Linked DNA regions of Homo sapiens: region 1 is linked to region 2. The links are chromatin loops, found by intact Hi-C in ENCODE. Cell type or tissue: PC-9. All regions are shown on one strand. Region 1 overlaps IL1RAPL2 (interleukin 1 receptor accessory protein like 2). Region 2 overlaps IL1RAPL2 (interleukin 1 receptor accessory protein like 2).

Region 1 (5,000 bases), 440 kb before region 2:
GCTTTTCTTCATTCTCCACAGGTCAAGTTGTTTTCTTGATTAGTCCCAATGTGAGTACCTGGATGTTTCAGTTGAAGGTATTGTATTTACTCGCCCCTTCTTTTCCTCTATGGGCCACACATGCTAGCTGCTTCTAGTCAGCCATCCTGGCCACTTCATATCTTAGTCTATTTCTGATGCTTGCTCTCTCTTCAGGCTGTTTTTTTGTTTGTTTGTTTGTTTGTTTGTTTGTTTTGTTTTTTGAGTTGGTGTACCTTGTAATTTTTCGTTGAAACCCAGACATGATGTACTGACTGGGTAAAAAGGAACTGAGATAAATAGGCCTTTAGTGTGAGGTTTTTAGATTTTTCTGGCTAAGAGTAAGGCTGTTTTTACTGTTTTCTATAACTGTTGGTGTTAGAGGCTACAGTTCTTTCTGGTGTCCTTGTTTTTCACTCTTCTATTGTCTTTGGGTTTCCCTAGAGACTTCTTAAATAAGATGTGAGTTGTGCAGTTCTTTAAACTGTGATGCCCTATTATTAGACAGGAGTCCTAATTGATGTGTTGGTAAGATACAGGGTGAGAGTAAGTGCTATATAATATTATGACTAGGTCTCAGTGTTTTAGTGAACCTTGTCTCTGAACTGTGACCACAAGTGCTTCTCAGCTTCTCTCCCACCCACTACTTGAGACAGGAAGGCTAGAAGGGCTAGAGCTGGCTTTTTTTCTTCTTCCACTTCAAAGGCTAAAAGGAGCTAGAGTTGGATAGTTTCCTTCTCCATGTCAAAAGCTAGAAAAGGGTAAAGAGTTCATACCAGTTGCTGGCTCGTGCAGCTGCTTCTGCTCCCAGTGAGCTGTGATTCTCTATATTCTCCTGTCTCTCCAGTTTTTGGGGTAGTAGTTTTCTTTGTGACCTCAGTTATCTGATGGATCTGAAAATGGTTATTGATGTTCAGTTTGTTTGGCTTTTTTCTTGTTGTGAGGATAGTATTGATGACTTCTAAGCCCTTTACATGTCAGACTAGAAACCAGAAGTTAATCTCAGCCTTAGAATGATAACTTTAGGTTAAAGTGTTGTCTCTAGACTGCTATAGAAAATTGAGTCACATTAACTCCTGATGATCATTAATATATCATAACACATGTATAACCTGAAAGCAAAGTACTAAAAGTAATAAAAATAATAGACTAATAGTTAATATTTATTGAGTAGTTTTAGCATGTGATGCCCTATATTACAGGGCATTTACATATATCACCTCAGTTAATCTTTATAATCACCCCAATTGGTAAATATTATCACCACCTGTTTTTTTTAAATAGGTGAAGCAACTGAAGCTTAGATTGATTTAGTAGCATGCTCAAAAACATACTACTTGGAATTCTAATCAAAGTGTTTAGTCTAGAACTTATATTCTTAACCACTGTGGGCTACCAATATCAACATTAATACTGTGAAGATAGAAAGTTGGAGAAACAGAGCTTGGAAGGGAAGGGCTCCTTGTAGTTGGTTATCCTAGGCCTTTGGAGTAGAGATAGGCTGAAAAGGACAAGGTTCATACCTAATTTGCAATCGTACTCCTAATTGTCTCTTCCATCTTTAAACTGCAGACAGTTCAGTTTCCCTAAAGATTTTTTTTTTTCTTTTGAGATGGAGTTTCGCTCTTGTTGCCCAGGCTGGAGTGCAATGGTGCAATCTTGGCTCATTGCAACCTCTGCCTCCTGGGTTCAAGCGATTCTCCTGCCTCAGCCTCCCGAGTAGCTGGGTTTACAGGCATGCACCACCACGCCCAGGTAATTTTGTATTTTTAGTAGAGACGGTGTTTCTCCATGTTGATCAGGCTGGTCTCGAACTCCTGACCTCATGTGATCCACCCGCCTCGGCCTCCCAAAGTGCTAGGATTACAGGCATGAGTCACTGCGCCTGGCCCCCTAAAGATTTTTAAGCAGATGTTTAGATGCCCTGTGGGAGAATACAGTCTCCAGGGGAAAGGAGAAAAGTTGCCTAAGGGGTGGATGTTGGGTATTCAAACAAAGGTGTTTGAGGACTAGAGGTTACATGGTTAGTTTATGGTCGCATAGCTGCTTTGTGCTTAAACCTCAGAATCAGAAGAAATATTGAAATCAATCTTCCTGATGTTCTTGCCATGAAGAATGAATCATGTGCTCTGAATGGCACTAAAGTAACCACAACCACCAAATCAAATGGATTTAAAAAACACCTGTAGGTATGATGATGATATCTCAGAAGTAGACTATGAATACAGTGGTAAATATTTCAGGTTGGAAACTCCAAGATCCAAATGTAGCTGGCAACAGGTTACTTTAGGGTTCTTAGTAAACAGATATCTCAGTTGTGCATTCTGGGCTTTCAACCCAGCAACTACTGGCACGGGACATTTGCCACCTAGGAAGGTGGGGAGGGAGAGGAAAAAAGCTGGGCTTTAAGTGTTGACATTATGTTGACTGGGTAAGGATGTCCTGCAACAAACTACTCTATGAGGGGATAGCAAGGCCACAAAACGGATCTGATTGTTGAACTTAAGCAACTCTAGCAAGACGGGCTCTCAGCAAAATTTTCAAGTTGTTCAGGTTTAATAGTCCCAGGGACAATAAATAGTAGGGGGATTACACAGTGAGTTCAGTATTAGGGAACTGCTCAAATTTGAGCCTTTGGTGGTTTGTCCTGGCCTCAGACAACCATCTTGAGACTTGACCTATGCACTTCAAATTCTTTGCCTAGTATGTTGCTATAATTAAACACAGCTGGAGCAGTGGGGTATGGTGATATTCTTTGGCTGTGTCTGTACTCAGATCTCATCTTGAATTGTAGTTCCCATAATCCCCATGTGTCATGGGAGGGACCAGGTGGAGATAATTGAATCATGGGGATGGTTTCCCCCATCCTGTTCTCATGATAGTGAGTGAGTTCTCAGGAGATCTGATGGTTTTATAAGGGGCTTCTCCTTTTGCTGGGCACTCATTCTCTCTCCTGCCACCCTGTGAAGAGGTGCCTTCCTCCATGATTGTAAGTTTCCTGAAGCATCCCCAGCCATGCAGAACTGTGAGTCAATTAAGCCTCTTTTCTTTATTAATTACCCAGTCTTGGGTATTTCTTCATAGCAGCATGAGAACAGACTAATACATATGGCAATACTGTCTGTTCATTAGGAAGTTAGTGAGCAGGAGAGAAGTAATGACAGCAGTAAGCCTAGCAGCCAGCAGCTTACTGGGAGAAAGAGTGCCAATAATGGAACCAAGAGCCTGGAAGACTTCTGAGAGTCTATATAGGCATCCAGACTGAGGTAGAATAGCCAACAAAGTAACTTTGCAAAAGGCGTATTAGTGGAGGCAGGATGGGAACCTTTAGAAATTGTCTGTGTTGTATGACCACTCCTTATGGTGCTGCCCAACAAGAATGTAATGAATAAACCTGCAAGCCTCTGGATTCTGGCTGCTCACATGGTAGTGAATATTATTCCCATAAGCAAATTTGCTGAAGATGACAGAACTTGGGGGAGCCCCACATTTTAACCTAGAGATGTCTTACCCTAAAGCCAGTTTGCCTTTTCATCTACACTACATTGTCTCTAGAGGGATGTTGGTGACCTGAAGACAACATTTTCTTATGCCACAGTTAAAAAAAAATAAAGATCCTCTATTGGATACAAAGAACCTTTTATAAGGCTAGATGGCAGCTTGGAAAACACATAGGGCTATCTCGATCATTCCCAAAGAACATATAAAGATTCCAAGCTGTTCTTCATCAGGAGTTATTTTATAATTCCTATACACTCTTTAGTTTTTACTTCCTGGGGAAAAAAAGCAAAACAGTGAGCAGAGAAAATGAAAATTGTTAGAATTAATTGCATATGGACTTTCCCTAAAATGACATAAGAAAATGACACCATTTGTCTTTGAATGAGTGTGTGGGCTTATTTGCCCACCCCCACCACTGTTGTGTGAAAGCGCAGCAGCTCAGTTTTCATTTTCCTTTCCTCTCAAAATGCCCAGAGGGACCATATTTTTGTTTAATGACCTTCAGAATGATTCTTTAGAAATCTGAGGCTATCAGAGTTGGAAACAATGCGAAAATAATTGTGGATTATTATTGTATGACGGCAGTGGCAGCTGGGCTGTTTCTTTTTCTCTGTGTTCAGACTTTCTTCTTCATTTTCCCAGAAACCTTATATCCCAAGGTTTAACTCAGAAGCAAATCTCAGATAGGTGATAAACCTTGCCAGACATGGTATGTAATATAATTTCAGACAGGCCCTTAACTGTTCTTCAGGAAGACCCTAGGGAGTGAAGCAGCCTTATATCTACATGCTCTCAATAGTATTACTTTTATTTACTCTCTGACAATGTGTGTGGGTAGTTGTATTGAACATAAAGCAAGCATATCTCTTAAATATTATACTTGTGAATTAAAGCACCAGTTTGTGTGTTTTGTTGTCAAAATTCCTGCTAACATGAAAGAAAAAAAATGTTATGAAAAAAATGGGTACTCGCTGTCTCAGATCACTTACACACACACACACGTACACACACATACACATGAACACAAACACACAAGCACTCACAGCTGGGGATTGAGAGTCAGCACAGATTCTAACTTTACATGAATGTTTAAGATATGCGTATGGAGGCAGGGGTGAGGAGTGGTAGATGCAGATGTTGTATACACCATAGTGGGGAAAGTAAAAAGTGCTCTCAACTATTGTTCACATCATCTACCTCAAAATCAATTTATTTATTGCCTTAACTGACAGAATTTACATGATAAAATACTTTTTTTTTTTTTGAGACAGAGTCTCATTCTTGTCACCCAGAATAGAGTGCAGTGGCGTGATCTCGGCTCACTGCAAACTCTGCCTCCTGGATTCAAGAGATTCTTCTGCCTCAGCCTCTCAAGTAGCTGGGATTACAGGCACATGACACCACGCCCAGCTAATTTTTGTATTTTTAGTAGAGACAGGGTTTTACCATGTTGGCCAGGCTGGTCTCAAACTCCTGACCTC
Region 2 (5,000 bases):
TATGATGTAAAATGAGTAAATAATCTTGGACTAGAACCCAGGTGTTTTCCCTCCAGTTAAATTCTCTTTCTTTGATTATCTTAATTTACATGGCTCTTGCTTCATCTTCCACATTCCTCTGTGGGATGGGATTTGTAATCCATCATCTTCTAGGCTTGGACACATCTCTGCTTTCCCTGTGACCTTCTCAAGAGTCCTAGTACAAAGCTAGATGCAATTCTTAGAGAGGCTTATTTATTTTTAACATGGCCCAATTTTATCTCTTTTGGATGAAACACACCCTGAACATAAAACTTGCTGTGCCTTTTTGTCCTTTTCTCTAGGTCACTGCTTAGATTTTTTTGAGTTTCCAAGTTGCAGTCAGCTCATGTTGCAGAGAACAGATTCTTAGCCATCAATTTTTGCCTTCTAGGTAAAAGCGAATAAATTACTCCTTTCAAATGTCTTCAAGCAGCTGCTGAATTTTTCTCAGGAGTATCTGTTGTTTTGTTTTAAATATATTCTGAGTTTTGTTTTTTGTTTACCAACAGAATTTTTCTGGCTGGCAATTTCTTCCACTTTTCATTAATTGTGGAAGTGGTTGGTGTTAATAAGAAAGGGTAAATTCTCCCAAGGATATAGAACACAGTAAAAACAGCAGTATAAATTGGTGAGGGCTAAGTTGTTCAGTAAGAGTCACTTTTTCTGCATTACTTTCGGCTCCATCACTGCATTCAGAGAAAAGTGAGTGGTGAAATCAATTTCCTATATAAATTTGGCAGAGAACTGAATCTGAAAAACTGAGGCAAAAGAGGTCTATTTTAAGCTTAAATTATTGGAGATAATTGAGTCATGTAACCACTTCATTCTCTATGTTTAGACAGAAGCTTAGACATCATCTGATTTTCTTCAAAGATGTACATTGTAAAAACAATTTCCCTAAATAACTTGCCTAGTCTTCCAAACTCAATCCTGTAATTTTATTCCCTTCATTCCAACATAGCTGTCTGTCATTCTCCCAGGCAATGGGGGTTGAAATTCTTGAAAAGCACTTAAGTCTCAGTGGGACTTCATGGTGACATTTTGCTAATGTGCCTTGGTAAACAAAACATCCTAGGTTGTGAAACCAAAGCCTACTTCTATGGCGTTGTTTTTGTTTTAAACATGTCATTAAGAAAAAAGATATTACTGCTTCAGTATTTCTTTGATTTATTATTGGTCTAGAACTTGTTTATTAGACTCTATTTAGTAATAACATTCATTATTTTACTACCCCTTTATTTCATAGAGAAATATGATAAAGATCTCTTAATGATCATGTTGATTTGATAAGCAGATGAAAGGCTAAAATTTTTAAATCTATCTCATACCACTAGGTTGACAAAATTTGAAAACTTTATTATCCAGATGTTCTTTTCAATGCTCCCCTCTCTACTCAAGTGCTCCCCAGTGGTGCTTCAGGTTTACCACCCATAACTCTCCTCCTGCTCCTCTGGACCTCATCAATATTTCCTCCAGGGTCACATGTCCTATCTCCCTTTGGGACTTCATGGCAGGTGCCCTAATGAGGATCTTAAAAATGAATTGAGGTTTGAATGATGGGAAAAACTATCTGCTATTCCTCTTCCCCTGGGAGTTTAAAAATTTTAATAAAGGACAACTGAAAGTAAAATGCATTAACCTGAGAAAGGAATGATAGATGGAATTTTGGGCACTATGCAGGCCAATTAGGTTTGCAGAAGGAATGAAGGGTATGGAGATGTAAGAGTAGAGTTCAAACCTTTACATCATAAAACACATAGATAGTGATCTATAATGCACAAATACGTGCCTACCCTTGAGACAACTCAAGGGTGATTTTAAGTCCACTCATTTAGACATTTTCCATCTGTTTAAGAAATGAATTTTCACTATAACAGCTACTGTTCATTAAACAAACAGGTACAAAGAGTATTTATTTTTTAATATATTGCGACATTGAATTCCTGCAATTCCTCTTACCAGCTTCTCAGTTGGTTTAAAATGTGTATGTCATTCCAGTCTACTTAGATCTATATCAAGCTAATCACTTCAGGGCAGCTGTAGATTGATGTCCCAAGCCAGGGAGGAACTGGCCACTTACCTACCTGCCTGCCTGCCTGCCTTCCTGCCAAGTAGAGCAATTGTTACTTTTTAGCTCTCTCATACTCCATAATGACAGTTCGACTCCTTACCAATTTATTTGATCATTTTAAGAGCATCTTCATAGATTTCAAAGGAAAAACTATATCCTTGTTTTTTGCACTGATATCATGTGCATTGTTGTGTTGTTGTTGATGGTTGTTTGCTTTTTCTTTTGTTTTGCTGTGTTTTCCTCTTTTCAGAATTTTGTTCTTAGATTGCAAGAGTGACCTCTAGTGTGAAACATCTGTATAGTTATTATCTCAAGCTCCAGGGCCTCTTATCCAGCCTTAATTTCCATAGGTATTTGTGTTATACAAAATATAATTAGCAAGACCTCCACAAATATGGCAAGTTATCATCTAAGAATAAAAACTCCAAGTCAGGTTTTTTCTTATTACTACTCATTTATTTTATTCTTAAACTTTGGCTAACAAAGTACAGCTGCATTCTGGGGATTCTGGGATGGCAAAGGCAACACTTCCAAAAATGTCTTTGCAAGGAACTAGAAGTAAATTACGGCATTCTTTATGAGCTGGGTGTATTTGACTGCAGAAAAAAATGTTTTGCAGGCCTCTTGTTGCCCCTGGCATTCCTGTTGTGAATAATCGGTTGGTGCACTCCCCTGTTCTCTTTCTTCTCCAGAAAAAGGAAGTGTTTTCCTTACCACCATACTGGGTAGATGCAAGGCACAAAGAACACACTGTATTCTTCATGGGGAAAATTAAAGTCGACTTAAGCATATGTCCTGCCCTCACACAAGGCCAGCCAGAAAATTTGCAGTATGGTCACGGGCATTGCTTATTCCCTACACGAGGTAAAATAGAAGCTTTAACTGCCTTTCAAGAGCTAGCTCCCCTTGCAATAAAAATAACAACCCCTCATATTGGCATAGTGCTTTAAAACTTACAAAGCACTTTTATTCATAAAATTTTACTTCATCCTCTGACCACCTTTAGGAAGTAGGCATTATTAGTCCCATTTCAGTGATGAAAAGTATGAGGCCCACTGGGGTGCAATGACATGTGCAAGGTTAAACATATTTAGTAAATGGTGGAGTTAGAAGTCTTTGGACTCCAAACTTAGTGTACATTTTCTCACAGATTCCTCAGAGTCTAACAATCAGACTTTGGCAAAATAATATATAAGATTTTCAAAAATAAAAACAGTCTGCATTCATATTTCTATGAGCCTTGAAAAGAGAAAAGATGATCTGGTTGTAAGGATCAAAGAAGGTTTTTATGGAGCAGGTTATATACTTCAGTCTTTAACAAATAAGAAAAATGTAGACAGATGAGGAAAACCATTTCAAGCTAAGCAAAATCAGGGCAATAGGAAAGTATAGCACATCTATAAAAAATAGAAAGCACTTCAATCAATGTTTCTAAGTGTGGGAAGGTTGTAGGAAATAATTCTGGAAAAGAAAGTTAAGATCAGGACCTGAAAATCCTCTAATTCTAGAATAAGTTTTCTTAATCTCAGCACTATTGACATTTGGGACTAGATTATTCTTTGTTGTGGGGGATGTCCTATGCACTGTAAGATGGTTAGAAGAATGCCTGGTCTATACCACCAGATGCCCATAACACCACATCCCTCAGTTTTGAGAAGTAAATATGTCCCAGATATTACCAAATGCTCCCTCTGGGGCACAACTTCACCCTATTGAGAACCATTTAAATTGGTAGATTATGGGGACCTTTTCATATTTTGAAGCAAAGTTGTGTAATGAATACACCTATGCTTAGGGAAAACAAATATGGCAAAAGTCTACAGAAAAAAAATGGAAAAGGGAAGAGGTTGAAAGCCAAGAAAAAGCCCCTCAGGAAGATATGACAGGGGTCTCACAATGTAAGGGCCACAGATAGCTGCTATATTGGAAAAAGCATTAAACTTAGAGGCAGGCACTTGGACTACATTGCAAGCTCTGCCAACAGTCAGTGTGTGTTCTTGGACAAGTCATTTAAAACTGTGCCCTCTATTTCTCATCTAGAGTGAGAAGATGAGAGGATGAGACGATGATCTCAAAGTTCCCTTCTAACTGCATTAGAGAAAGATATGCAATGCTGTAACTAACTTTATCTGCATTCATTCTTCTCCATATGTCTTTTGAAAGAATCTTGGTGGGTATCAAATGTGTGTTTGATTTCTCTGTGTAAAGATAAACAGCATAACCTCACTGTCTCAGATTAAGTTGGATGAAATGACAAGTCAGAAATAGTGAAAAATATGAATTATTAAGTGCATTTTAAAGACATGTAGTTATATTACTTTCAAGTACATGAAGTACTTAGAACATAGATGTTGAAGTATTGCTTAGGCGAGGTCTCTTGGAAGCTAGTTTAGTTCATTAATTTAGCATGTACTGAAAGCACACAATGTGCAAAACACTCTGCTAGGCTTTTCAGAGGTTACCAAGATGGATTAGTTATGTGACCTGCCAAAGAGCTTACAGTATAGTAAGGGAAGTTAGCAATATACACAACGATAATACAAAGCAGAATGTTGTACATTCCAAACAAATTGTATGTGCAAGTCTTATATACAACAACAGGCTGATTTTTAGATTGCTTAGTCATGTAGAATACAGCTTAAATCCAGGTTTTAAAATAATCAAATATATATTTAAAACACATACACAACTTTTTCACCGAGTTGCTAAAATATTTGAGTAAGAAAAAATACAAGCTAAACAATTATCCATCAACTCAACTAAGATATCTGCGTAATATATAACTGAATTGTAATGGTACCATACATAGGCTAACCTCACTTGCCAGTGGAGCCTTAACAAGTAGACAAAAATGGTTGGCATCAAGCAAATTGCTTATATTTAAATGGTTGTTTTAAAGAACTTGTAA

What was found. A loop is a pair of places that touch in the nucleus more often than their neighbours do. Peaks named below come from ENCODE experiments on the same cell type or tissue, not always from the same donor. Only the 100,000 strongest peaks of a DNase experiment are listed, where the experiment ranks them.
Region 1: a loop joins it to region 2, with 12 times the contacts of the local background. A loop is called at or near these places in 1 of 110 quality-filtered maps.

The regions. Positions count from the first base shown.
Region 1 is chrX:105,261,276-105,266,275 of GRCh38, forward strand. The region is part of intron 4 of IL1RAPL2 (interleukin 1 receptor accessory protein like 2); the gene reads left to right. Among named protein-coding and RNA genes, the nearest start is that of TEX13A, 43 kb to the left of the region's middle. In PC-9, no CTCF peak of the experiment used is centred here; a DNase peak (open chromatin) is centred at 2,086.
Region 2 is chrX:105,699,505-105,704,504 of GRCh38, forward strand. All of the region lies in intron 6 of IL1RAPL2 (interleukin 1 receptor accessory protein like 2), which reads left to right. The region is part of intron 3 of LOC105373303 (a long non-coding RNA gene); the gene reads right to left. Among named protein-coding and RNA genes, the nearest start is that of NRK, 120 kb to the right of the region's middle. In PC-9, a CTCF peak has its summit at 2,368 (motif pointing left); a DNase peak (open chromatin) is centred at 1,937.